Regions from separate parts of the Homo sapiens genome. Here regions 2 and 3 are each linked to region 1. A link is an interaction called in ENCODE POLR2A ChIA-PET data of the cell type or tissue named here. Cell type or tissue: GM12878. All regions are shown on one strand. Each heading gives the region's core, and the rest is flanking DNA. Links, peaks and the distances in the headings are about the cores only.

Region 1 (10,813 bases), core at 1,209-9,208:
AGAATATATGACATTTCCTTTTAATATAAAACTTTATACATGCCACCTGAGATCACCAGTTTTCCTTTTAGGAGGAAAAAATCTGGTTGAAGCAGAGGTTCTTAGACTTGTAGCATTTCCAATGTAATAGAGTAAATGGACAAATAAATTCTTAGAATATCCTTAGGCAAATGCCTGATATAGTCCTCTATCAGGACAACTTCATTTTTAGTATTTGATTTCTGAATATATATATTTTTAAATATTATAATTTATATCACATTATATGCATTTTAAAAGATAAAAAGGCATAGTCTCATTTTCAAAATTGCCTTACAAATTTATTATATACGTGTGTGTATATATACAAATGTACATGTCATTTATTATGCACATTATCTTATTTAATTATAATAACCTAGGGAATTAAGACTTTACATCAGATTTTCTTTTCTTTTTCAGATTGGAAAAGCATTGGAAAATTTGTCCAAAGTCACTCAACAGATTCATGATGGATCCTGGATTCACAGCCAGCTTTACTTGGCAATAAAATTCAAGTCCTGTTCACATCACAACACATTTTTACCGAAAGAAAAATATGATGTGTAGATGTTTGGAGGCATCCTATCTTAATGAGGCTTTTGTTAGAAAGAGTTTTCTTAAAATTACAGGGTTGGGGAAATAAAAAATGTTTGTTGCTCAGATTAACAAAAAAATGGTATATAGAAAATAAAGCTAAGAAAGGAAAGTGCAGACAACCAAGAGACTAGAATTTTCAATAAATGGCAAAATTGTGGTGTTCTGTGGTTACCTCTTGAAGATTTGGCCTGAATCATGCAACAATTGCCCCTTACCCTCAGTCCTCAAATTACAATAGTGAAAGAGGTTTCTATAGGTATTATATTTGAATCTGCTATATTTTGTTTATTACTTGCAAGGACATATAGGAGAGCAAAAGTTTTCCCTCTAATTTCTTAGGTTTAGTAACTGGAACTTGTGAATTAAACTGGCAAAATACAGATTAACAGGAGAAGAGTCATAGACATTTTATTTTAAATTTCATATGCAATGTAGTTCCAGAGAAAAGAAGTGAAAGCCTGAAGAAGCAATTAGACTTGAGGAGTTATATCTTTAACAAAGGGTGGTGAGTGTAGAGAAGTGACTAGATTTTTTTTAAGATGGTTTTAGGCTTCCAAGGGTGATAAACCATGGGAAGGAAAATACATGAGGGAAACTAATGGTATATAGGAGTTATTTAGTAAGGTTTGTTTACACAGACTAATCTCAGTGGTAAGAACGGTTTTTCTCCTTTTTCTGGTCAGGGGAAGGAGAAGGGACACCATCACAATGGGAATTTGTGCTTTGCTGGTAGACAAATAGGAGCAGAGCAGAGAACTTCTTTCTCTCAATTGTCTTCAGCTCAGAATAATCCTTATGCCAAACAGGCATAATTTGGAATTACATATTTTCATCCTCTCCACACACAAGCTTCCGTATAAAGTTCAAAGACAGTAGTATTTTCTTATAATTCACTCTGCCCCAAATATTAACTAAGATGACATTCTTTTTCCAGCTTGATTCTGCAACATTCACTTCCAGAAACTTTATCACTCTTAATCCTGGATTGAAGGAAAATATTTGAATGTGATAAAGGATATATATTTTAAAAAGAAAGGAACTATAATAAAAGGCAAGATTCAGAAATTATGTTGTAATCTGTGACTTAGTGCAATTTAGTCCTTGAATTTCTTGTGTGCAATTTATTGAAGCTATCTTATTATATGTTAATTCTGTGTCTTCTTTGCCCTCTCTTTTTGTAAAAATTTTCTTTTTCTGAATTTTTTTCCAGAGTCAATCATTGATCTTCTTGATAACATTCATTTCCCTTGGTGAACTAACTTTGGTTCATCGCTTTATCATTCTTCTCCAGGCTGTTTTTGAAGGGTCTGTGAGCTGAGAATGGTTTTTAATAGATAAATGCTCACAATCAATTTGGGGATAAGAAATATTATTTTGAATCTCAGTTACAAAAAATGTTATCCTTCATAAAATAATTCATTTTTTTCTCAGTAATAAAAATGTATTTCAAAAATATGGTGTCCTTATTATATTTTAAATTTTGCCAATAAAAATAATAAAAATTGATTTTCTCTAATTATGTAAGTACCTAGATGATTTTTAAAATTTTGTCTCTTGACTTATACAAAGCCTAAAATATTTATAACTGCCCCTTTATAGAAAAAGTTTGCGAACCTATTTTCTAAAGGTTGGATCCACTCAACAGATATCTTTTATTTGGACTTCAAAATGTGCTTCAGAATGCACGAAAACAATAACTACAAAAACATATATTAATTTCTTTCTTTCCTGAACTCAAATAGCAACTTGCAACAGCATGCTTTCTAGAGTTGGAATATTCATGTGTTACATTGTGTGTAGGGGGTTGGAGGGTGTGTGTATGGGTCTGTGTCTGTAGAATTGGACCTCATCTCTGCTCTTCAACAAAATTTAGGTTTAGAAAAGGGAGTAATTTCATAAACTTATTTTGTTTCTCATGAATGATACTATTTTGAAATTAACAAAAATGATGCTCAGTGAACACCAAACCAATAAATGTTTAAATGAAATGGAGAATTTGAGTCTTAACATTAAATCTTAAGCAAAATACACATTTTAAGGATTACGAATACTTTACTTCAAAATGAAAGTTGTCATCATCAGCTCCCTATACACTCAAGAATTCTCAGTGAAGTGAACAGAATTAGAACTACAAGTGAAAAAAATTAGAACTGCAGTAAGAAGTTCCTGTTAGAGACATGACTCAATCTCTCAACTCCTATGTGGCCGTGGAAAAATTGGTTTATCTGGCTGATAAGCCAGGTACCTTTTTCTAAGTACCTTGAAGTGGCTGACCTCTAAGATTCCTTGAAGTTATGACAATCTATAACTGGTATGGTGGGCAGTCTCACCAGCAAGTGACTTTTGTGGTCCCAAATGTTATTATTTAAAGGGGTACAAGTCAGATACTCTTTCTGCAAATTATCAGCCTTACTGACTATTGACGTTTTGTTATGGGTTAAATAGGCATCATACCTAGTTTCCCCGTATTCTCAACTCTCAACAGAGATAGCTACTATTGCTATTCCTATTTCTTTTCAGACAAAGAATTCAAAAGAGATTGAAGTCATTTACCCATGGTTATAAAACCCAGAAGTGTCAAAACTGAAATTTAAACACTGTTTTATTTCAAACTTAAATTGCTGATGCCCAAGCTATATAGTTTCATGGTTTAGTGGTCCCCTCCTGAAAAATGTTTTCATTTTCTAAATTTGAAGAAATCTCCTTTGAAAGGCAAAACCCTTAAGCTTGCTTTGCCCGACACTTTATCCCCTTGACAAGAATCAGGGATGGCAGGAAGACAAAGGGAGGGTCAGAAGGAAGAAGTGGCTCTGGCAGAAGTAGATGGGAAGCCAGCAGGGATGAACTTCACCTTGATCATTATGTTGCCTAAGACAGGTCTGACTTCCAGTTATAATTAAACATGAACATCTTTACCAAGCATTCATTTACTTCATGTGTTTTAGAGAAGAACATTCCACCCTAATGCGACAGAAAGGTTAGAGTTAAACTAGAAAATGAGATTGGAAATCCCATCCAAGCATGTAGCATGCAGTAATCCCCCTATATGGAGGATAGGTTCTGAGAGCCTAAACCCATGGTTAGTACTAAACCCTACATATACTATGTGTTTTCCTACCCATATATACCTATGATAAAGTTTCTTTTATAAATTAGACACAGAGATGAATAACAATAGCTAATCATAAAATGGAACAATTAATATACTGCAGTAAGGGTGATGTGAATGTGGTTTCTCTCACTCTTTCTGAAAATATCTTTTTGTAATATACTCACCTACTTTTAAACCCGCAACTAACCATGGGTAACTGAAACTACAGAAAGAGAAACCACAGATTATAGAATACCACTGTACTCTCTCTGCCCAAGTCCTATCCTCAAAAATGTCTTGATTACTACAAAATGGCTTTTTCTTTTTTTTTTTTAACTTTTTAAGTGAAAACTGAACTATTAAGTTTATATATTTGATGATCTCCTATTTTCTAACTTCTTTCAAAATAAATCAAAGAATATATATGTGAATGTATCTATATCTTTAAATTACTTAGAAAGAAAAATTTTCCCACCACATTTATCTCAGCTAACTCATGAAACTGAACTCATTGTTTCAGTTCCCAGTGAAGTGATATTAACAAGTGTTTTTAGTTGGGGGAGTAAAGAAGGAGGTGCGTATAGATCTAGGGGAGGTGGGAGATGGGAGGGAGGCTAGACCCAGTGAGATGGATAAGATTAGCAGCCTAATGAAGCATCTTGCCATTGAAGCCCATGTACCATAAAAATGCACATACGAATTTATTTTTATAAAAATATAGCTGTCAGCTTACATATTATAATGCAGTTGGCAAAAAATAAGTTAATAAAAAAGTTCTCTTCTAAAATTTGTTAGATTGCCACAAAAAGGAAGCTTTCTACAACGTTTTTTTTTTTTCTTAGAACCCTTGGGTTAATGAAACCTAGTCTGTTACAGTTACTGTTTTTCTTCTCTCTACTCAGCATGGATTACTTGATGTCTCATCTATGGCAGAGTCTGCCAAGACAATTGAGCAAGTCTAGTGTAGAGAACTTTAATGTAGTTGGAACATATCCAGCATCAAACAAGAGTCTGTGTCAAGATCTAAGACTAGCCAGATTTTCTTTCTCAGGTGTCATTTTCTTTCTCAGGTGTCATTTCCTTCTCTCTGGAGTCATTGGGTGTCTGATTCCTTGAGTCCTCAGGCTATCAGGAACTTTCAGAAGAGATGTGTTTTCTCTGGTTAGATAACATGCCTTGGTGCTAATCCTCAAATCTCCTTGAATTCAAGTGTGTCCTGAGGCAAGAATTTTCACTGCTTGCCTGTTTCTGCATCTGAAATTTATGGGTTTTCTCATTCTGAGCCAGTTCACAAGTTGGCTGATGATTGGTGAGATCAATTATCTTTGTGAGAAAGGAGCTCTACAAATGTTAAATTGTACTAAATCATTGAGTAACGTAAAGCTGCTATGTCAAGTTACAGAAAGCAATCAAAGCTGCCTAATGCATCTGTTGCCTATTTTTAGAGCCTGAATCAACTCATGGAGCCAGTTAGGTAACTCACATAATAATAACTGAGTACTTATTATTTTTTAGTCATTATGCTAAAATGTTTCATATGAATTAATTTATCCACCTCATACCAACCTGTGAGGTAGGTAATGCTATTATCTTCCACTAGCAAATGAGGTAATTAGCCCAAGGACACCGATTGATAAATGGTGCACTAGAAATTGAAGCTGAGACTTCAGGTTCCAAAACAATTCCATTGTACTGCTTACAATGTAGTCATGCCCTTTGACCTCCAATAATAATAGAATTTCATGCCAAGACTATTTAGATGTTTAGAGCTAACTCTGAAGTAAAAATGCCTGCATGGCACTGCCAATTGCTAGGTGCCGACCCTTGGGCAAAGTGATATTAACCTCACCTGTAAAATGGGGTCAATAACCGTCCCTGCCCATAGGGTTGTTTTGAAGTAATCCATGTAGAGCATGTACACTAGTGCTCAGTACGTAGTGAGCATTCAAACATTTTAGGTACTATTAGCACTTACATAATGACACTATCATTTCTAATCACATTCAGCTGGAAGGCATGCATATGAATAAACATCAATTCACAGGTCCTGTCTGACCTATTGATTCTCACTTGCTGATATAATCAAAATAAAACAGTAATAAGGCAGTGCAGCCTCTTACACAGACAGCAGCCTGGCTTCGTTCTAAGATTTAAACATCAGTTTAAATCAGCTATTTCAATCCAAGCCATTTTGAATGAGGTAATGGTTTGTGTGCGTTTTAGGAGAAATTACAAAGTAAAGTGAAGTAATGCCTTCATTATGCATATTAAGGGTTTGGATTCTGCATGGTCAGTGGGTAGGAAGATTCTGGACTTATTTCAAACCGCCCTTGTAATTGTATCTGTCTGCCTTTTGTATAAGCAGGTAAGAACTGCTGAAACCTCTAACTAGCCAAAGAATAGACAGAAAGAAACCATGTATATTCACATTTGTTTCCAAATAGCCTATGGAAGCCACAGGGAGTTATGCAACCTTAGAGAGAGAATATTGGAATTTTTTTTGTATTGATGTATTTAATGATAACTCCCTTAAATTCAACCCCCCTAGATTAACTTTGAGTTTGAGTTCAAGCTCTGCTACTTAATTAGATTTGTGACCTTAAATATGCCTTTAAGTTTCCTTTTCCGCATTGGGAAAGTATAAATGATACTACTACCTACTCATTCGTAGTTGTAGCATTTAAGAGAATCTATGCAATTAGTATAGTGACTAACATACTATGTTATCAATAAGTTTTAGCAATTATGATGTTATGAGTATTCTTATTGTATATTCTGCTAGTAATTGAATATGACTGTAATTTAAGCTTGTCTGTCGATTCTGCATAGTATTAAAAAGCTTAGAAAAGAGCATAAACTATGTTTTATAAAAGTTAAGCAATTAAAAATGGCAAGAATATATACCTTTTACTTGCAAACTCTTATATGTCCTTAAATTCCATGTAATGAAAGCCAACTTTTTGTGTGTTTTTTAATCATACAAAATCATCAAACCATCAAGTAATATTTGTAAAGTATCTGCATAAGCATGGTATCACGCTGGGTGCTGCAATACAATAATTAATAATGATATCATGCAAAAACAGTATTTTTCAAGGTTTTAAATATGGTTGTAAACTAATTAATTTTCATTGCAAATATTTTTATAAGAATAAGAAACTCATTCTTGTAAAGCATGGTTTGAATGAACTGGATTCAGATTGCGAGGCAGAAGGGAACTCAATTCTTCTGATACTCAAACCCAAATCCTATCCAGCTTTTAGTCAGTGTGTGGGAACATCAGTAATTTATGTGCCTTCTATTTAAGTTGAGGAGCTAAGATGTTAAGTAAGAGAACTCACATGGAAGAGGCCTTAAATTCAGTTTATCTTAAAGTTTCTCATAAACGTGCTTTTCATCTATGAAGCCTATTCCTGGCATCATAGAAGATTGCAGTTGCTCTCTTTCCCTTAGCAACAATGAAGAAAATATGCTGCGGAAATGTGAAACATATAACGTACAAATATAATAGTATTAACATTCTTCCCAAGCTTGTTACTCTTTCCATTTTTCTCTTGACTTTTATTTCTTTTCTCTCTAGAAAAATACTGTTATTTTGAGAAAAGGATAGTAAGCCAATGAGCACCTGCCAGGGGCAGGAGCATAACCCTATAGGAAACCCTGAAAGACTGTCCGTAAGCATCAGGGAGATAGGGTTTGAATCCCAAACCATCTTCTATTAGGCTGGTGCAAAAGTGATTACAGTATTGCTATTACTTTCAATGGCAAAGACCGCAATTACTTTTGCACCAAGTTATAGGTTTGAAACTCTGGAAATTAGGTAGGTTCTTTGTCTTATCTCTGTCCTCTATATTTCACCTTTTATTTCTAAAATACAAATACTACAAATACTAACATCACAGGTTTAATTTTTAAGACTACTATATAGTAGAAATTAAAAACAAAATAATAACTCTTTGTCTAATTCATTTTCAAACATGCTAGCCATTTTCATTCATGAGAATAAAATGTCTGTGTAGCCCTTCTACATCCAGAAAGCTTTAGCAATACACTCAATACACATACAAAGTATGTTTGATTTGTTTTACCAATAGTTTATAGTTAGTGATAACCATCTCTGATATAAGTGATTCTCAAGCTAGACTACACATTAGAATCATCTGGGACCTTTAAAAAATACTGATTCTCAGGTTCCATCCCGAATTAATCAAACCATTATTTCTGGCAATGGGACCCTTTGCAGTCATTGGATTTTTTAATCAGTTAAATAACTCCACTGTGCAGCCAGTTTTAAGGTGCTTTCTTAGAAGGTTTATCCATCTTTCATGTTTCAACTCAATTCTATAGTCTTCCCTTATCTTCTTGACCCTATATCATATTGAGGCTGAAAGTGTTGCATTTATTTACTGCATTCTTAATGATGTATCTTGTAAATGCTGGATGTATTTGTATACATTATTAAGAACAGTAGATTTGACTACATGTGCAGATTTCAAGGAAATTCAAGCACGGTATCTGACAAGAAGTCTCTCACAGCAACACAAACTTTGTCTCCCCCACTTCTCAAACTTTCCTCCTGAACATAGAAGCCTATTTATTCTTTTTTCTCAACCTTTTTATAAAAAGTGATTTTATCTAGTTTTTCCATTTGCAACCCAAATACTCTCCATCCCTAAATTTACTTTCCTTCTGGGAAGTGAAATAATTTTAATATGTGCAGAATTGCCTAAATGCAGTTAGATACATCTGCATTAGTCTAACCAAATATGCATTAATTTTGTTTTGCACAGTGGTTTGTGATTACCTGAAATTTCCCAAAGGTGTTTTTCCAGATAAACTATTAGCTCTTATTTCTGGATCTGCCTACCATGGCTCACAGGTAGAAAACCCAGGCTATTATTGTACCCCTAGTTCACAGGCGTATCTCCAGACGCAAAGGATTACAACAAAAAATTGTGAACCTTCAGCTCAAGGGAGGCAGATGTGTACTAGAGTCAAGACTCAGAAAATAATATGAAGCTTCTTTTATTCCTTTAGGAAAAAGGATAAAAGAAAAAGGGGTAATTAAGTCTCTTTACATCCACCACACTCAGCAGCAAATGACTTCTTGTTTAATAGAGTTAACAATGAGAAAATTTATTTCCCTTTGAATAATTGCCTTTACTTAATTACAGTTAATCAAAACCTACAGGAGTAAAAATGCTAGAGAATTGTGCTGCCACTTTGTTGCTTTTCACAGAAGGTTTGTATAGAAGAAATAGATAAAGGAAACAAATATGTGGATTTTAGATAACTTCCCCTAATTAGAATAAAGACTCATCCTAATACAAGGGAAAATGCAGTTTGCTTTCCTATTAATATAACCAAGTTTCATGGCTTTGAGACCTCTGATCTGCTTGGATTACATTATAGCTGTCATCTGCAATCTGTATTTCTTAATAATAGAATTTGCTCACTTCCTTAAGTTAAATTGTTTTGGGGGAAACATTTAAGAAGCAATGCCTTCACTTGGGAAGCATAAGGTTTAAGTCACACAAACTGAAGGTAATTATTTTGCTAAGTTAATTAGGAATGTTTATGTATTTGATAAAATACAAATACAATTAGAAGACAAATAGATTACAGCATGAGGCTTAAGGACCATGGACTGATGTCAAAGTATATAGGACATCATTATTTAGATATCTGTAAGGTACCTTAATCCCAATATGTACAAAACTGGACCCAGCATCTTCCTTCACTCTCAACCCTGTTTGGTTCATTTTGAAAAAAAAAAATGAGGAACATAGAGAATAAGAAACCAGAGTCATCCTAAACAAGTCTTCTTCCCTTCCCATCTTTCCATATGTAATTCATCACCAATGTCTGTTCATAAAAAATTCAGACACATCTCTCCACTCTGTTCTCCTATCTACACCTCCATCCTCACTACCACCTGAAACAGGTTACAAGTACCCCTAGGACTGGACTGCTGTAAATGGCTCATAAGTGATCGACCCACTGTCATCCATCCTTATCCCTGCTCATGCATTTGCCCCACTACACCTAGAAAAATCTTTGCAATCTTTTCCACACAAATCTGATTGTGTTACTCCTGTCCTTTTCTGATTCCCTATCCTCCCTCAGCTTTGAAATCCTTTAATTTTCCTCCTAACATCTCACAATCTCCTCCCCGTCCCTAGTCCTGGCCTGACCTTGTTTACCATGTTTACCCATGAGCACACCCCAGCTCAGTGTGCTCCTTGGCTTCTTCCCTCAGCATCACCATCACCCAGCCAGGATATTCAGAGGACCGAACCCTCTTTCCTCCCCTTTAGTCCCAATTTACTCCTATTCATCCTACAGACTTCAGATCATTTCCCTTTCCCAATCTTCCTGCATGCATTAATTTTCCTATTATGCTACCTCAGAGTACCATATACTTTAGCACTTAAAACAATTGCAGCTTTACAATTATTGCTTATTAGTTACTGTCTCCCCCAATAAACTGCATTTGTTTGCCATTATATCTTTAGTGCCTTCTACAACTCTAGGTCACTTAAGCATTTAATAAATAAATATTAATTTAATGAATTAATGAATTAAACGGCTTGATTCCCATAGAATATGACACATTTTGAAAATCCCACAACAATTAGGGCATACCTAAATCTTGTATGTTTCAGTAAATGCTATTGAAAAAATATCATATTGACAGGCAACTCCTACCTGGATTACGGTAACCTGTCACTTCTTGTCTAATAGGAAACTGTGGTTCTGGGGAGGAGAAAAAAAACACATAATTATAAAACATGATATAATGCCAAATGGGTTACAATCCAAAAGGCTCTGAGCTTAATATAATACCTAAATTCCAGTGTCAGCCAAACTAATTTCCAAGCATATATCTTATAGTTGAAACAAAATGCTTAACACTTGACCCTAAGTATGTATAAAATCTGTGATGGTTAATATTCAGTGTCAACTTGATTAGATTGAAGGATGAAAAGAACTGTTCCTGGGTGTGTCTGTGACGGTGTTGCCAAAGGAGATTAACATTTGTGTCAGTGGACTGGGAGAGGCACACTCACCCTCAGTATGGGTGGGCACCATCTAATCAGCTGC
Region 2 (10,813 bases), core at 1,712-9,711, 160 kb after region 1:
ATGGAGATTCAGTCCTTCAGCCTGGAAATAGTTCTAAGTCACTTTATGTCTTTAAATATTGACATTTTCTCTTTTGATAATTCGATGGGAAAAAAATCAAGTCAGACCATTCTTCAAGACAGTCATAACTTTGACATCATATTTTCCCTTCCTTCTCTTTCTTTTTCATCCTGTAGATCAGTTCCTCAGTACTCTTTCTAATTCATTAATCTCTCCTTTAGCTCTTCTAAACTGATGTTAACCTAACTTACTCAATTTTTTGGTTTTTATTGCTTTTTAATTTTAATGATATGATTTTTTTATTTCTAAAATTTCTCTTTAGAACTTGAATATAGACACGTTTTTGAAACATAACCATTTTGGTACTATAATCATTTCTTTTCTTAATTTATACATTTTAAGATCTTAAAAATACATACTTAAATTTTTCTCAAATTGTGCAATCATAATTATGTCATCCAGTTAACATCTGCTTGATGGCTCTCTTTCATGATTTCTTTTTAGGCTTATAAGCTTTGAAATTTTAGTGGTGCTGCTACAGTGTTCCTTTCTCGGTTTGTTTGTTTGTTTTGGCTCAGTCTCTCTCACCTCTCCATGTGTGGCAGTTTTACAGTTGTCTCTACCTGCCTTGCCCTTGTATTGGCACCCAGAGCTCTCAGAATGCAGGGATATTACGGGTGTATTAGCTAGTTGGGGCCTGGCCAGGCTTTGGTGAAGCACCTATTTGTGCTTCCTCCCACCTACTAGGCAACAACTTATCAGCCTCAGCTTTGCCTCTGAACTTGGCTGGCCTGGCCTAACTCTCTGTAGTACACACTGAATCCGGCTCCATTCTGCCACCCGTTTTGATCCTCAGAAGTTGAAAGCATGAACATTTCTGCTACTTCCTTGTCCTGGAATGTGGTAGGCCTGTGACTTAAACCACATTTACTGCCATGTGTTTTTATTCTGCTTCTGGTCTTCAAAGATGTTTATCTTCCTTTTGCTTGTCACCCCGTCTTTTAAAAGCGTATGTGACATATCTTCTATCTTTGCTGTGAGTTTTTGAGGAGGAGCAGGAAAATATTCTACAGAAACTGCCAGTGCCAACTTGAACAGCAACCTCATTGCAAGTGGCTCTATAAGAGCAAAGGCCATCAGTAACAGTTACAGATCTAATTACAAGTTTACATGAAAATCTCAGCCCATCACTGTTACAGTTCTGAGTGCCACTTATTTAGCAAGGGAAAATTACCTATGTAATATGGTTTCAGAGTATTGATTAATCCCTTTAACACAGTTGTATGCTAGTGTCTGAAATTTTAGGAAGCGTTTCATACATTTGACATAATATTACAAATAGTTTTGTTTCTCCTAGTAAAATATACATCTCCTTGTGTTTGATATGACTTTAAGCTTTATGAATCATCTGTGTCCTACTGCCTTGTTGTAAAGCTATTTGTCAAATTCTTTCCTAAGATTAAGGTTTGATTAGAAAGACGAAAGAATATGAGGGAACCTTCTGCCTAGCATGTAGATTTGGATGAGAAATTACATTGCTTTTAAAAGAACACTGGTATTGGAGTTAGTAAAGAAGAGGGGTCCTGACTTACAGCTGGACAGATCATCTTGGACAGATTTTTAATTTCTGGGCAATTCTATTTTCTTAGTTTCTAAAATGGAATCTTTATGATGATTACATGAGATAATGTATGTAGTAGCACTGACTATATAGTAGGTACTCAATAAATGTTAGTTCAAAGAAAGTAAGAAACAGAAAGTTTACACCTGGAGCACCAAGGAGGGTTCCCAATCCATCTACTTACTTTTGCTTTTCTCAGTCACAAATCTCATAGAACGAGTCTCAATAAATAAGTTACATTTACTGCAAATCAATTATCTAGTCATTAATCTTAGGGAAGTACTTTAACTCTGAAGATTTTATAATCATAGCTTCAGAGGAAAACATTCAAATTGAGTAGACTTGAATAAACCACTGATTTGTCAGTGAAGTCAAAGAATCTGAATAAATTCATTTTAAGTGTACATTCATTATTTTCAATGACAATTAGTTTTGGGTGGAAACTCTCAACTAACACTTTTGCAAAGACCAAAACAAATCACTTTGCAGAATGATTAAGGAGGCAACAAAGAGCAACTGAATTTATTCCTTGTTAAAGATATTTGCTTTTATATTAGTCCTAAGAGAAATATCATGGCCTAGGAGATTGCCATTGAGCTAAATCTTACATTACACATTCAGATATATTTAAGCTCACAAAATAGCTCCAAATCCCATACTACTCTTATAAAATAATCATAATTAATTGCTATGGTATCAACATTGAGCCTAAAGGATAGTAATAATTCTATCTTATATTTTCATAGTTCCTTGCAATTTTCAAGGCACTTTTATAGGCCTTATCTGATTTGAGCCTCACAATAAGACTATAAAGCAGGAATTACTATCTCCAGTACACAGATAAGGAAAATGAAGTAAAGAGAAGTGAAATGATGTTGCTCAGTAATTCAGAGCTCCATCAACTATACTGTAGTTGGCAGGGCTGATCAAACTTTCTAGTGCCTAACACAGTATCATCTACACTGTAGGCATTTAAATTTGTACTTATGATATAAAAGTAAGATTTACTGAGCTGAGTATTATACAATATATTCAAAATTCCCAAGATTGCTTAGAGAATTTACATCATAGACTACCATTAAAATGCATGTTTTTGGGATTTAATAAAAATCAGTGATTTCTAATTCTCCATCTCTTGAGAAATTATCTTCTGCATGTTTTATTTCAAGGATATCAAGCACTTCACCACTTATTTTTTTTAACTCCAAATTGGCAATGAAAGGAATTCAGTATTGCACAAAATGTAACTTCGTACAATTCTCTAAAACCAACAATCAAGAAAGAAGACACCTCCTCATTCTTGATTAAGTATAACATGCCCTGATATGTTATACTTATGTTCAAAAAGATCTTATGAGACATCAGATACTGAGCTCAAATAACTATACCAAAGGATTAAACCCAGAGCTTGCCTTAACAAGAAGTTCGGATTTGTTTTGCTAAGACATTACACATGCATGATGACATATTTTAAATATACCAGTGCCTCTTGAGCAAAAGGGCTATCGTAATATTTACAATATTATAATATCATAAATTTTTAGCAGCACATATTACTACTATGGGTTTATATTTCGGCGGTTTGAATTCCAGCAGGTCTTGAAATTATTTTTATAACTTTAAATGAGGTGCATTTCCTCATGTCTTATAAACAGTAAAAACTATTTCTATCTATATTACCCTTTCCCTATTTTCTAAACTACATATTTTGGTCTTATTCATCTATGTTTCCATCCATGAGTCTTTCATATACTGGTGTTAATTTTATTGTGAGGATATAAGTCAATATCATTCCAAGAGAAACACGCCTGATACACTCTAACAAAGTGAGTGATACTACTTCACTTAATTACAAGCTCCTATCCCCCAACAAACAAAAATAACAAGGAAAACTCTGCTCTTCACATTTTCTTCTGGCATACTGTGTGACCTGAAGAAAATTCCATTTCCTGCAGTCTGGCATCACATTTTAAACAAAGCTGCACTATGACTTCCGCAGGCTTTTGGCAATTTTGCCTTTTTGGGCCTCTTTTTTATTAAAAAAAAAAGTTTTTAAATGATATTTTATTACTGTATTGGCACCAAGATGAATATATTGATATTGCATATTAAAACTTTTTTATCTAAAAGTTCATCTATTTCTGATTTTAAAATAAATTAAAATATTTTTGTGACACCCTAGAGGTACTCTGGGCTCTAAACACTATGCCTGCTATTTCTAATAGATAAGTCAGCCCTGATTCTAATCCTTGGGAAAACAGATTTTTAAAAAATGAATTTGACAGCGGTTTTCTTAACAATTCTATTTATATTGATGCTCTTCTTAGTGTTAAAGTCTCTGAAAAGTATTAGGGACTTCTTCAGCATTTAAGAAGTAGTCATCTCCACGCAAATGTAATCAATACAAAGGTTATTAATTTATATAATTTCACACAAAAAAGCCTAACATTGCCTTACAATGTGCTGGGACTAGAGTAAGAGCCTTATATGCATCATTTCATTTAATCCTAACTACCCTCAAGAAGTAGGTATTATTATTATTACTTGCATTATACAAATACCAAAACTAAGGTTCAGAAGAATAAAGTGGTATATTCAGTGTCCCACAGGAAGTACATGGTACAGGCAGAATCTAAATCAATGGTTGTCTGAGCCTTAACTTCAATCCCTATCCCAGTTGGTGTTTAATATATTATTTTGATGATTATGATATATTTGAGTTACTTTTACAGTGTAATGTTCAAGTTCTTTTTTAAAGCATATTTTATTGCTAAAATTGAAAAAAAGATAATCTTCCACTGTTTTATATCATAAGGAGGAAAAAAGAGCTCTAATTATATACAGCCTACCTTGAATCCACCCTCGTACCTCCACACATGAACACATACCTGTAAGTATGCCTTACACACACACACAATCTCATCTATTCTTCCCCAAACATGGGTTGTGAGATTCTTCATAGAATATTCTTTCTTTTACTTTTATTTCAGCAAATGTCTTTAGTTCAACTTCTAAACCCTATACTAGGCATAAATAATGTAAATATGAGAAAGACATATCAGGAAAAAGGAATAATTTAAACTTCTTTTATTATTTTGACAAAGGGGTCGTATCAGTTTCCCATTCTGCTGGTATCTACAACTCATTACCTCCAGGCAAGCTCTCTTCGCTAAAAATAATGAAAAGGATTGCATATTACTTGACAAAGTGAAAAGAGAGGATAATCCAAGTGGGCAGATTGGTAAGCTGCGGGATGAAAAACTGCCACCAACTAATGGCCTGAATTTGTACTGACTGTTTGGTCTAGGTATTGCGATGATCCTATCCAGCTGATTCAAAAAGATGCATGGTGAGTAGCCTTGATAACTAATGCTCAGTCAATGCAATTGTAACTAAACTTCTGTTTTTATCCAGAATTGTTTTGTTGCTCTAATTCACATGCACTGTTTTACTTAGGGGATGCTAACATGCCATAATGGGTTTTCGGCAATATCCATTAGCTTTGAGAGGGGCAAATAATGAATAGGTAGACCACTTACCATTTTGCAAAGGCTCAACATATAAATTTTTAGACATATTTAAGCAGAACAGAGGTAAGTTCAGATTATGTTCATTTTATTTCTTGAATATGTACTAAGGGGAGGATGATGCTTTAAAATACTTGCACTGATTTGTGAAGCTGTGTTTTCAAGTTCTTCCTGAGCAAACACTAATATATTAACGTCATTTGTATAGGTGGTGTTAAGATGTCCAAAAAACAGCACAATGCCAATTGTACCCATTCCCTCTTCCTTTTTATGCCATGGAGGCAGGAGTAACCTGCTTCTGGAGTGAAAGACAATTCTGAAACAAATTCCTCTAATCTAGGGAAGGGAAGTCCTATGTTTCAAATAAAAGAACTATAAAAAGGCAAATAAAGGATTCTGCACAAGAAATAACTAAGTCTATGTAGGTTCTAAAGAATTACTTTTTCTCTTAGCCATATGTAGAATTTCTTTCTGGATCAGGCTTATTTTAAGACATGAGCCTTTCCAACTAGAAGTTGGAATAAAACTCACATATAGAATGGACTAAAAAAATTAGAGCATAATGATACTGCAAAAGTTTTCCAAACTGTAAATCCCTGTGTGCTGAATTATTGAATTGCACTTTGAGGGCTGAGTTAGAAGAATGTGTGGTTTATATCTTTAGACTAGGCTCATCCACACTGAGCTACTGATCATCTTCTATTCTCCTTCACAGTTAATAATTTGGACTCAATCATCTTGATCATTCTGGTCTCTTATCCTTGGCTACAAAACTTATATTTTATAATACATAAATATTTCTAAATCAATTGCAATCTAAGAAAAACCATAATGTAAATGAAATACTATTAGACATGCAGAAGTTTTCAAAGGTAAAGATAATTATCCAAATTATCCATAATTTAAATATGAACGCATGAGTGTCAGTAAATTATTAGCTATCATGTACTCTTTGTTTTCTATGGCTGAGGTATATACTATTAGTTTATCTACAATGTTCAGAGAATTACCTAAGTTCACATAGCAAAATAGTGGCACAGCTAGGTTCATTGTTATTACAAAAAAAAAATGGGTGAGAAGAAAACTGAATTCAATAAAGTGTGAACTATCAGAAAAAAAACAAAACAACCAACAATATGTAAACAAAACCGGAAGTATTAGGTAAATTAAAAGTTAGGTAAATTAGTATCAAAAAGATAGTGCATTTCAAACAAATTCTTTTCTTTTTTTTTTTTTTTGTGAGTCTCACTCACAAAAGTGGGTCTCACTTTGTCACCCAGGCTGGAATGCAGTGGCCTGATCAGCTTACTGCAGCCTTGATCTCCTGGGCTCAAGCAATCCTCCCACCTTAGCCGCCCAAGTATAGGACTACAGGCACACACCACCATGCCTGGCTAATTTTTTTGTATTTTTTGTAGAGACAGGGTTTCGCCATGTTGCCCAGGCTGGTCTTGAACTCCTGAGCCCAAGGGATCCGCCTGCCTCAGCCTCCCAAAGTGCTAGGATTACAGGTGTAAACCACCATGCCCATCTCAAATGAATTCTTAATCCAGGGAAGCCTTCAGAGTCTTCTCTCTTGTTCCTCCTTTGACTTATGTCTCCAACTTCCTCTATGTTACTCACTATTCCACAGGCTGTTCAGAAATCCCATGACTCTCAAAAGGTACTGTAAAACTAACTGAGTAAAAACTCATCTTTCTCTCCTCTGTTTCCACATTGTACTTGTGTCTCACTTATGCCACAGTGGGATGTGCGTGTTTCTCTATCCCAAAAGATTGACAGCAACAAGGCTCAGTCATCTCTGTGGCCCCTCATTGCCAAGGTCATGGTAAGTACCCAATAAAGTTTTGTTGAGGTGAAATCAACTGACATGAACTGAGTAGAAATATATGCCAAATTGGTAACTGAGTATTCAGAAGACTATGAGAAGGAAAACTGCAACATGCGATTAAGAGGGAATTGACACTAATGATTAAAAAAAGAGAGAGAGAGAGAGAGACTTTATACTAGACCTACGAGACCAAGCCCTATTAGGGCTGAGACTGAAATATATCTGAACGTAAAAGGGTTATAGCATAAGATGTCAAGAGTTTAATTTATAATTAACATTTACCAAGCCAGACTAAAGTCCAGACTGGCCTGGTCATGGTCTATTTGTATATTTTTTTTATTTTTAATGTTCACGCACACAGTGTGGTAGTTTTACATAGCGACCAGCTACATAAGGTTACTTTGCTGAGAGAATGGTGCAACTAAGATCCCAAACTCACAGTCTTTCAAAGAGAAATCCTTAATGTAGTAACAGAAATAAAAAATGTATCATTCAGGAAATTGTAGTGAATTCATCAGGGGAGCGTTCAGTCTGGGAGCTGTTCTTTTGCATTTTTGCTTTTGGTTGCTGATATTTTTTTAACTCTGAAAATGTCTTCTGACCTTTAATACAAACTCTTGATTCACTGTAATATGAGCTTTACCCTTTCCTAGACTTCCTGAAGAGCAGAGGTTCTAAAGACCATCAACACTAAACTTAGGTCATACGTGGAAACATCCCCAAAGCTCAGAGAAGATACCTAGAGAGATTTCTGCCTTAGTCCACTTCTCTTGCTATAACAAAATACCTTGGATTGTGCAATTTATAAACAACACAAAATTATTGCTCACAGTTCTGGAGGCTGGGAAGTCCAAGATCAACGTGCCAGCAGATTCAGTGTCTCGTGAGGGCCTGTTCCTCATAAATAGTGCCCTCTGTGTACTCACATGGTGGATGTGTTGCACATGCTCCTTCAGGCCTCTTTCATAAGGGAACTAATCCCGTTCATGACATAATCACCTCCTAAAGGCCCCACCTCTTAATACAATTGCACTGGGGATTAGGTATCAACATATGAATCTGGGGGGACACAAACACTGAGACCATAGCAGCTTCCAATCTCATTCTGCATATTGGGAAAGTACGGAACAAAATGAGACAAAACATTGCTCAGATGTGTGTTCCTCACAGGAGATCCTAGCCTATCCCAAAAGATGTTAAAAGTAAAAAAGTGATTTGAACTGGTATTTATGTACCTTTCATTGCTACAGATGTTCATCCTGATAATTTAATCAAAACATCTAGCACTTTTTATGTTGAGAGAGAAAGAGCACACATAATGGGAGAATAATGTGTTTTTCCCCAATGGAGCAAGAACTAATGGCAAGAAACAGCATATTGATTCAAATGGGAACAGGGCATGTTGTTTGGGACAACTCCACTTGGGAATAATGGACAACCAAATTATCTTAATCATTTAAACAAAATGAGCTCTTGCTTTTTCCTATAAATTTATCTCCCTTTTATCTCTAGGTTGGCTCAAGGAGAACCCCAGGATTGAAAGCCCTCGACTCCACCTCATCCAACTAGATGGATGCAAGCTCCACATCTTCCTTCCTCTGTTGTCTTGCTCTTTAAAGCCAGGAATACCCCTTATCAGCTAGTTAGCTCTATCCTTCCAGAGTTCTATTTACTGTATCCAGTGTTTTAGGGTGAGAATACTTCTGTCCTGTCTCATTTTCTAGTAGTAGATGTGTGTATCTTTTTTCCCAATAAATTATTGCCTTCATAGCAGGAAGTGTCCATACAAAACATCCGAGTTACTTTATACATAAGATCTCTGGATGTGAATAAAAATAAAAAGTTCCTGTCAGTAAAAAAAAATCCAATCTAGTTTATTACTAATTCTTCCATTTTTAAAGATTTACATATTATGAGTTCTTACATATGCCCCATCATGGTTTTTTTAGTATAATATTTATCCTCCTTCAGTACTTCTTGTGCCTGAAATCCTTCCCCTACACAGCCTCGCTTTATTACTCTTACCACTAGTGCTGCTGCTACTACTATTATTACTGCTACACTGTAATTATTACATCCTTCACCACCAGCAAGGTCACCACTACTATTACTGCTGGAACTTGTCCTTCTAGTCTCAGCTTTATCTTATGTTCCAGACAAGCTAAGTCCTCCAAATCAGATCTTTCCTTCCAGTGCTCCAGCATTGTAGGAATTGCTGATATGCTGTGGTATTGGTCTCCTTCTCCTTCTATTGATCTCATCGACTAATCATATGCCATTATATCTATCACATCAAATATATTGTATCTGGACAAGAAAAATGTTGTGGACCCTGCTCTAACTATTCACAGAGCTTTCCTTTTTCCCTTTCTTGCGTGTGTCAAAATTATTGCTATGGTTGTTTAACACTAGGCAGGGAGAAACAACAAGGGGAAACACTTAGGCAGTGTTTAAGTCACTTATGCAGTGACTAAGTTCCCCTTACATAGGGCAGTACCACAGTGCTTAGCAAAGTGTGTGGCATCCAGTGGGCGATTAATATTTATTTGTTGAATTAGTAAATAAAGTGGCCATCTCCACATTTCACAGCCACTGTAAAGACAAAGAGAATCATTTGGAGCCCATCCACCTTTTCAGGACAGTTTAAACTACAGAACCAAATAAGTAAGCCCCATGCTGATTATCTGAGGGTAGGGGATTTCAGAAAACAGCAGGGTTGCTGAAGAAAGAGAAGAAGGTAATTATAACTAAGTAGAGACTAAACAGGTATCAGAAAGCATTAAAATGAACCCACTGATTAAGAACACTGAGTGTCTTGCTTAGCTTGTCATAATAGGTGGGGGAGTCGAACTGCTGATGTATGGGAAAGGAAGAGGGGAGTTTTGTTTTTCTTTTTGAGAGAGTCTCACTCGGTTGCCCAGACTGGTGTGCAGTGGCACGATCTCGGCTCACTGCAACCTCTGCCTCCTAGGTTTAAGCGATTCTCCTGCCTCAGCCTCCCAAGTAGCTGGGGATTTTTTTTTTTAACAAAGGAAACCAGAAGGGACACAAGAAACATGCATTAAGTTTTTCAGTACCTCCGTGAAGTTCTGCCTAATTATTTTAAAGACAGGTGTATTGCCATATAATTTACATATAGCAAAAACTCCCCCTTTATTGCATACAGCTCTATGATTTTTGACAAGCACAAAGAGGTGTAACTATCACACAGTCAAGATAGAGAACAGCCAGGCCCAGTGGCTTATGCCTGTAATTTCAACACTTTGGGAAGCCAAGGCACGAGGATCACTCCAGGAGTTTGAGATCAAGATAGAGAACATTTCCATTGCCTCCAAAATTTTCCTCATTCCCTTTTGTCAGTCTCCTTCCTCTATCGGCAGTGATCTGCTTTCTGTCACTACTGCTTTTATTTCTCCAGAAGGTGATGTAAACGGAATCAAACCATATCTAAACTTTTAAGCCTGGTTTACTTCACTTAGCATAATGCATTTGAGGTTCATACATGTTTTTGCATTTATCAGTAGTTCATGTCTTTATTTTATTTTGTGGAGTAGTATTTCACTGTGTCAATATACAAAATTTATCTGTTCAGCAATTGACAGACATGTGGGTTATTTTCATTTTTGGGACTACTATGATCAAAGCTACTATAAACATTTGCGCCCAGGATTTTTAGTAGACACATGTTTCCATCTGTCTTGGGTAAATACCTAGTAGTACAATTGCTGGGTCACAGGATAAGTACATGTTTCACTTTATAAGAAACTGCCATTCGATTTTCCAAAATTCTGCCTTAGTTTTATTTTCTCAAATTTCTGGCATTCTATCTTCAAG
Region 3 (8,000 bases), core at 1-8,000, 330 kb after region 1:
TCATTAATTATATGCCTAATTTTAATTAAATTGTGATACAGTTAGAAAGATCAGCCCGAGATTCAGAAGATACAAGCTCTTGTATTGGATTAATGATATTTTAATGGTCCCTTAATCTTTCTAGTTCTTAGTTTTTTTAAATCTGGAAATGAATGGATTGGGTGGAATCTTTACTAAGATCCCTTAGAGCAAGAATTACATTGCTCTTAAGTTAATTATAGAGAACTACGTCTCTTCTGCCAGACTCTTTGCATCTCTTTGAATCAGGAAGTATGTTCTAGTCATCTATAATTTCCTAGCTCTAAGCTCAGTACCTGGCATATAGTAGTTCAAGCAATTTCCACCTGATAAAGCAATAAATTCCCACATGGAATTACAGTTTTAAATAAAGCAAATGAGAAAAAAGTTCAGATAAAGAATAGTGAATTAAATATTTGTAAAACATAAACGTTTCTGTCAAAGAATATTTATGTGGAATGTCTGGAAAAAAAATACCTGACAGAAATTTTGTATGTATCAGTTAAAAAGTTCTCTAGTAGAGGAAATGAATTTGAAGCTACCTGGTCCCCAAACTAGAAGAAAATAATGTATCAGTCTGTGACATGTTACACCAAGTTTTATGTTGCTGACATTAAACTATGCCTGCTGTAGAATGTTGGTGGCAATATTCTTGGTATTTATGTATACTTGTGATAGTATTTTTGGTTTAAATAATTTAAAAACCATATTCTTTTTCAAGCAGGATTTGTTAAATAATTGGCATATTTGGGACTTAATCTTTAGGGCAGAATGAACTCTGATTATACTAACGTATCACGTATTAAAAAGGGGGTAAAAAAAGCTCTGTCAGCCATTTTCACTATACTTTGTAAAGATTTGCTGTTATTTAGTAAATGAGATGACATCTTACCTTTCCAAGGACTTTCTTGGAGATAAAAATACTATTATTACTTTTTAACTAAGCCTATACCTTTGGATTATTAATTTGAATACTTGATACTTTAGAGTTCAATTGTAAAAATAAAGGAAATAATACAATCAAACTATTTGTGAAAAAAAAATAGCAGTCAACCAATCCATTAATTTGTTGGTTATGTACTCAGCAATTCTGCTTTAAGGCATTGTTTACAAAGAGGAAGAATATAAGATCATGCCCTGGGTTAATGTGAAAAACATCTTAAATTAGAGGCTGATGGTTGGAAATTTGAACCAGATTTTTCTCTCCATCTACTCCCTCTGAAAAAAACCCTGATCCCCAGTGATTTCTTTTTTTTTTCCTTTTCTTTTTTTTTTTTTTTTTTTTGAGATGGAGTCTTGCTTTCTTGTCCAGGCTGAGTGCAGTGATGTGATCTCAGCTCACTGCAACCTCTGCCTCCCGGGTTCAAGTGATTCTCCTGCCTCAGCCTCCTTAGTAGCTGGGATTACAGGCACCTGCCACCACACCCAGCTACTTTTTGTATTTTTAGTAGAGACAGGGTTTCACCATGTTGGCCAGGCTGGTCTCGAACTCCTGACCTCATGATCTGCCTGTCTCGGCCTCCCAAAGTGCTGGGGTTACAGGTGTGAGCCACTGCGCCTGGCCAATTTCTTTAAGAAAGTAAGTGTGATAGTGTGTATAAGAGTACCCTTTAAATTTGTTAGTTCCTTGATTTATTGTGTTCGTTATGCTTGAAGTTATTATAGTTCGATTGTTTATTTGTCCCAGGCACTTTTATGGGTGCCCAGAGGCAGATCCATGTTTTATGTCCCCTGAAACTTATATGATTTGAAAGAATCTTTCTAAATATAAAGAATACGAAAGTACAAACATCAAATTGTTTATGAAAGTGAATTTTTTTTAGAATGAGAAAAATCCACAAAGCACTATAGTTTTTAAAAAGCCGGTATATCTACAAGTGATTAGAGAAATAATCTAGACTAGTTTTTGGCTCTGTACATTTTATACTTTGATTATCTTCCGTTACCGCATATACTTCCAGTTTTGGGTGTCATGAAACACATTCAAATTGCCAGATTTGAATTGGATTTCACTGTTCCCATGGTAGGCTAGTCAGCATTGTGGGCACCTCAGGTATTTCTAAAACCATCTTTTAAAAAAAGTTCTATTACAGATTTAAAAAATATTGTATTTATTTAAGGTGTATAACATGATGCTTTGATATATATACACATAGTGAAATGGTTACTACATCAAATAAATTAACATATCCTTCACCTTCCATAATTACCTTTCTGTGGTAAGACCATTTAAACTCTGTTCTCTTAGCAAATTTTCAGAATACAGTATTATTAGCTATAGGCCTCATGCTGTACATTAGATCTCCAGTATTAATTATCCTACATAACTTCAAATTTGTACTCTTTGACCTTCTTCTCTCCATTTCTTCCCCTCCCCATCCCTGGGGCCCACCCACTGTTCTACTCTCTGTTTCTTTGTTGCTTAACTCCTTCTTTTAAGATTTTGCATGTGAAAATGAGATCATATATTAATAGTATATTCTTTCTTTGCCTGCCTTATTTCAGTTTCATTGGGATTGCTGACAGTAATTAAACCATTTTACAGGAGTGACTGTATGCCTCACATATACCTTCCATTAAACCCAAAGTAAATGTGTCTTCAATTCAAATTTCCATTAGCCAGATTCCAAAAATACCCACAGCCACTCCAGTGCCACCCAACAGGAGGCTTTAGCCAATTATGTTTAAGATATTATACTCTTAGGCCGGGTACGGTGGCGCACACCTGTAATCCCAGCACTTTGGGAGGCCGAGGCGGGTGGATCACAAGGTCAGGAGTTCGAGACCAGCCTGACAAAGATGGTGAAATCCCGTCTCTACTAAAAATATAAAAATTAGCCAGGTGCGGTGGCAGGCACCTGTAATCCCAGCTACTTGGGAGGCTGAGGCAGGAGAATCACTTGAACCCGGGAGGCAGAGGTTGCAGTGAGCTGAGATCGTGTCACTACACTCCAGCCTGGGTGACAGAATGAGACTCCGTCTTAAAAAAACAATAAAATAAAATAAGATATACTCTTGACAATTTGACAAAAAAAAAAAATACAACGAGGGCCTTAGAAGAGAGCCATGTATCTTTATGATCTTTATGTGAACATTTAACCTTTTGTAAGAGTGCTGTCCCATTACACTATATAATGCTACTGTGCAATTCTCAATTATTTCATTTGAAAGTTATTTATGTAAAGAGTTGATTATGCCCTTTCTGGAGGGATAAGAATGTGGTGGACTAACTTACTCTTGGCTAAATCACATGAACATGTAGAAGTGAATACATTAGTTGGATTACTACCTTCTCTGGCCGGCAGAAGGTACTTTCAGTTCTGCAGGCAGCCCCTGAACGCCCCAGTGGTTGGGCAGCACCTGTGATGGGATGACTGAACCGTTATATGCCACATGTTTATAGGCGTGGTAGACAGTATGGGGAGGTGGAAAAGACTGGTTCTGACCTGACACACATTTACTACTTAATAACTCAGTTATTCAAATTGCACCTCTTTGTTTTATTGTCCTCGGGGTTCAGAACAGTACACCAAAACGCTAATTAACAAACTATGAGACAGCAACAGCTGGGAATTCAGTGTAGTAAAATAACATATAAATGTGAGACATTGGTTGTCAACAGAGAAGGCCCATTTCCTCATTTTTATTTAAAAAAAAAGACTATCAGTGATATACAGTGATTAGCATACTGGAGTTCTTTTAAGCTATGCACAATGAGGTATCTTAGAATTAAACTTTAGAGGTTCAAAATAAGGATATGATATAGAAAAGATTGAATGGTAGGAGAACAGAATAGGATTTATTTATATTATGACAAACGTGACTATCAGTTAATAAATTGGAGATAGTAAGTTAAGATCATTATTTATATTATGGAAAAATGAAGAAATAGGACATGGTTCTCTAACTTTTTAATTTTTCTGTGAAATAAAATATTATGACTTATTTTATTTTTATCTTTGTTTTTAGGTAAGACTGTGCCAAAATCCCAAACTTCAGTTGAAAAATAGCCCACCATATATACTTGATATTTTGCCTGATACATATCAGCATTTACGACTTATATTGAGTAAATATGATGACAACCAGAAACTTGCCCAACTCAGTGAGAATGAGTACTTTAAAATCTACATTGATAGCCTTATGAAAAAGTCAAAACGGGCAATAAGACTCTTTAAAGAAGGCAAGGAGAGAATGTATGAAGAACAGTCACAGGACAGGTAAGAAGAATATTTCAGATGTTTTGGTGTAAAGGTCATTTATGTTGCTTTTTACTTAATAGTTAACCTAAACGTCACCATGTAATTGTTTTGGGGTAAATGTGAGTCGCTTTGTATATAGTCATGTGGTACTTAACGATGGGGATACTTTACAAGAAATGCATTTTTAGACAATTTCATTGTTGTGTGGACATGATAGAGTGTACTTACACAGAGCTAGATGGTATTACCTACCGCACACCTAGGCTGTATGATGTAGCCTATTGCTCCTAGGCTGCAAATCTATACAGTATGTTACTGTACTGAATACTGTGGGCAGTTGTAACACAATGGTAAGTATGTGTGTATCTAAATATACCTAAACATAGAAAAGGTATGGTAAAAATACTGTATAAAAGGCCGGGCGTGGTGGGTCATGCCTGTAATCCCAGCACTTTGAGAGGCTGAGGTGGGCGGATCACTTGAGGTCGGGAGTTCGAGACCAGCCTGACCAACATGGAGAAACCCTGTCTCTACTAAAAATACAAAATTAGCCCGGCGTGGTGGCACACGCCTGTAATCCCAGCTACTCGGGAGGCTGAGGCAGGAGAATCGCTTGAACCCAGGAGGTGGAGGTTGTGGTGAGCTGAGATTGTGCCATTGCACTCCAGCCTGGACAAAAAAAAAAATACTGTATAAAAGATAAAAATGGATAACCTGTAATAACCTGTATAACATGCATGGAGCTTGCCAGACTGGAAGTGAGTGAGTGAACGGTGAGTGAATGTGAAGGCCTAGGACTGTTACTGTACACTACTGCAGACTTCAGAAACATTGTACACTTAGGCTACACTAAATTTATAAAAAAAATTTCTTTTCCAATATGAACAGCCTACTGTCACATTTAAACTTGATAAACTTTTAATTTTTTTTAACTTTTTGACTCTGGTATTAACAATTAGCTTAACAAAAATATTTTCTTTCTATATTACCCTATAAGCTTTAAAAAATGTTAAAAAATTAAGTTTTAAAAAAAATTTTATAAACTTTTTAAAAACTAAGACACAAACACACACATTAGCCTAGGCCTGCACAGTGTCAGGATCATCAATATTATTGTCTTCCACCTCCACATCTTATTCCACTGGAAGGTCACACAATATGTAACTTTTTCAGATTGGCTTCTTTCACCTAACAATTTGCATTTTAGCATGGAGCAATAACATGCATGGAGCTATCATCTGTGATAATAGTGCCTTCAGGAATACCTCCTGAAGGGCCTGCCTGAGGCCCTTTTACTGTTAGCTGTTTTTTAATAAGTAGAAGGAATACCCTATAAAATAATGTTAAAAAGTTTATAGTATAGTAAATACATCAACTAGTAATATAGTCACTTATTATAATATCATTATCAAGTATGTGTTATGCATAATTGTATGTGCTATGCTTTTATGTGACTGGTGGCACAGTAGATTTGTTTACACCAGCATCACCACAAACATGTAATATGTTGCACTATGACCTTGTGATGACTATGACATCACTAGGTGATAGGAATTTTTCAGTTCCATTATAATCTTATGAAAGCACTAACATAAATGCAGTCTGTCATTAACTGAAATGTCCTTGACTGAAATGTCATTACGGGGTTCATGACTGTATTTGCTTTTAACATTAATAGCTTTATGTGAATTTACTTATGATAGTAGCTAGTTCATGAGACAGTATTCTCAATGTTTTAATAGACTTCATTTTCAGAGTCATTTTAGGTTTACAGGAAAATTATTCAGAAATTACAGTTCCCATAAATCTCCTCTGCCCAAGCAGTTTCTCCTGTTCACATCTTGCATTGGTGTAGTGTGTTATAGTTGATAAACTATTGTTGATACATTATTATTAACTAAAGCCTAGAGTTTACATTAGGGTCCACTTTTTGTGTTGTGCTGTTCTATGCTCCATAAATGCATAATGTAATATATCCACCATTACAGTGTTATATAGAATTGTTTCACTGCCCTAAAAATGCCCCGTGATCTACTTACTGTCTCACTTCCCCCCCTGAACCCATGGCAACCGCTGATCTTTTTACTGTCTGTGCAGTTTTGCCTTCTCCACAGTGTTACATAGTTGGACTCACACAATATGTAACTTTTTCAGATTGGCTTCTGTCACCTAACAATTTGCATTTTAGGTTCCTCCATGTCTTTTCATAACTTGGTAGCTCATTTCTTTATGCCACTGAATAATACTCCATTGTGTGGTTGCATCACAGTTTGGTTTTTCACTCACACCTTGAAGTACATCTCGGTTGCTTCCATTTTTTGGGTAATCATGTATAAAGTTGCAATAAATATTTGTGTGTAGGTATTCATGTGGATTTAGGCTTTTAACTCATTTGGGTAAAATACCTAGCAAGATTGCTAGATTTTCAGGGTATGCATAAGTTTAGAAAGCACATAAGAAACTTTCAAGAAAGTTTGTAAGAAACCCCTTGACTGGTTCCAAAGTGGCTCTACCCTTTTTCATTCCCACCAGCAACGAATGACAGTTCTTGGTGCTCCACATCCACACCAGAATTTGGTATTGGAGACAAGTGTTTTAAAGACATAGTTTGATTGAATCTGCGGATGTGGTAGATGTGGGTGGGAGATGTAACTTCCATCTGTGTATTTTGACTTAAGTGAGAAACTGAACTGGGCTGGCAAAGACTGAATTGACATCAACCAAATCCTAATTTTATAGCCAGGATTCTTCATTTAGATATCCTCATTCAAGTTTATTGTTTGGCCATTCTAATGTTAAATTTCAGGATCTATCTTAAACAAAATAAGGAAAATGATAGAGTTTTCCATTTCTGGGCTATTTTAAATATATATGGAATATTCATGATAGTGATAGTTTATTTAGATTTCCAAATTGGAAAACCAATATTAATGAAAATATATAGTGTCTTAACATGTTAGTTAAATTTTAGTGTGAGACTCTTAACCTCTCTGTATTTAGTTTTCTGACATAGGAAAACCTTTAAGAAACCTCTAATATTTCTTTCAGGTCAGAAAAACTGGCCTCATAGGGTTGTAAAATAGAAAATTCAGTTATGGAGGTATGTGAACTCTAAATTTTCTATGAATACTGGCCAAATACCCATAACAAGTAAAACCATCAAATTCAAACATAAAAAACCCTCTTCCAGGTGTAAAATGGCATAATTATATATTTATAATTTATAATTTTCTCTCTCAATTAGAGATGAACCCAAACATACTCGTAGACGTCTAACCAATTATGTAACTTTGGGCTCGTCACTTAATATTCTTGGGCCACAGTTTATTCATCTTGAGGGTGGTGAATCTTCCTGTTGCCTTTTAGCATTAATTAATGCTTTAAAATTCTCCAGGAATAACAAGAGGAATTTGAGTTGCCACAGTGTGACAGAAGTAAGGTAGAGAAATATTATAGTGATTGTTTATTCTTGTACACTTTTCAAGAAGTGCTAACATCTTGGGAAGTCAGATATTTATGTTAAATTTTTATTTTTCACATTGTATTTCTGCCATTGACCTAATAAAACTAAGTTCTTTACAAATGTCTTTATAATTCTTTTTTCAAATTTAGTAGTTTTGAAATTCTTCCTGATCCAGCCAAGTCATCCATTAAATTTTACTCTTTAGGGTATCAGTACATTGACAAGGCATATAACTCCTTTGACTAGGAATTTGAGTGGATACAGTGTTTTAATTGGATGTAATCATATATGATGTGGTAAACTTGTATCCCACTTTT

What was found. Peaks named below come from ENCODE experiments on the same cell type or tissue, not always from the same donor. Only the 100,000 strongest peaks of a DNase experiment are listed, where the experiment ranks them.
Region 2: POLR2A ChIA-PET joins it to region 1 with 5 read pairs; 2 of 35 experiments call an interaction of 5 or more read pairs at or near these places.
Region 3: POLR2A ChIA-PET joins it to region 1 with 6 read pairs; 6 of 35 experiments call an interaction of 5 or more read pairs at or near these places.

The regions. Positions count from the first base shown.
Region 1 is chr3:106,178,153-106,188,965 of GRCh38, reverse strand. It overlaps LOC105374027 (a long non-coding RNA gene), which reads right to left. Exons shown (of 3, transcript XR_924311.3): 2 at 10,418-10,465. LOC107986110 (a long non-coding RNA gene) reads left to right here. Exons shown (of 2, transcript XR_001740838.3): 2 at 442-2,071. Among named protein-coding and RNA genes, the nearest start is that of CBLB, 310 kb to the right of the region's middle. RefSeq lists an enhancer at 4,511-4,560. In GM12878, for the core only: no CTCF peak of the experiment used is centred there; DNase peaks (open chromatin) are centred at 3,593, 3,885, 4,279 and 4,745; H3K27ac peaks cover 3,763 bases.
Region 2 is chr3:106,015,307-106,026,119 of GRCh38, reverse strand. No RefSeq gene overlaps it. Among named protein-coding and RNA genes, the nearest start is that of CBLB, 150 kb to the right of the region's middle. RefSeq lists an enhancer at 9,369-9,934. In GM12878, for the core only: no CTCF peak of the experiment used is centred there; no DNase peak of the experiment used is centred there.
Region 3 is chr3:105,849,652-105,857,651 of GRCh38, reverse strand. It overlaps CBLB (Cbl proto-oncogene B), which reads left to right. Exons shown (of 19, transcript NM_170662.5): 3 at 3,988-4,238. Among named protein-coding and RNA genes, the nearest start is that of CBLB, 15 kb to the left of the region's middle. In GM12878, for the core only: no CTCF peak of the experiment used is centred there; a DNase peak (open chromatin) is centred at 3,441; H3K27ac peaks cover 622 bases.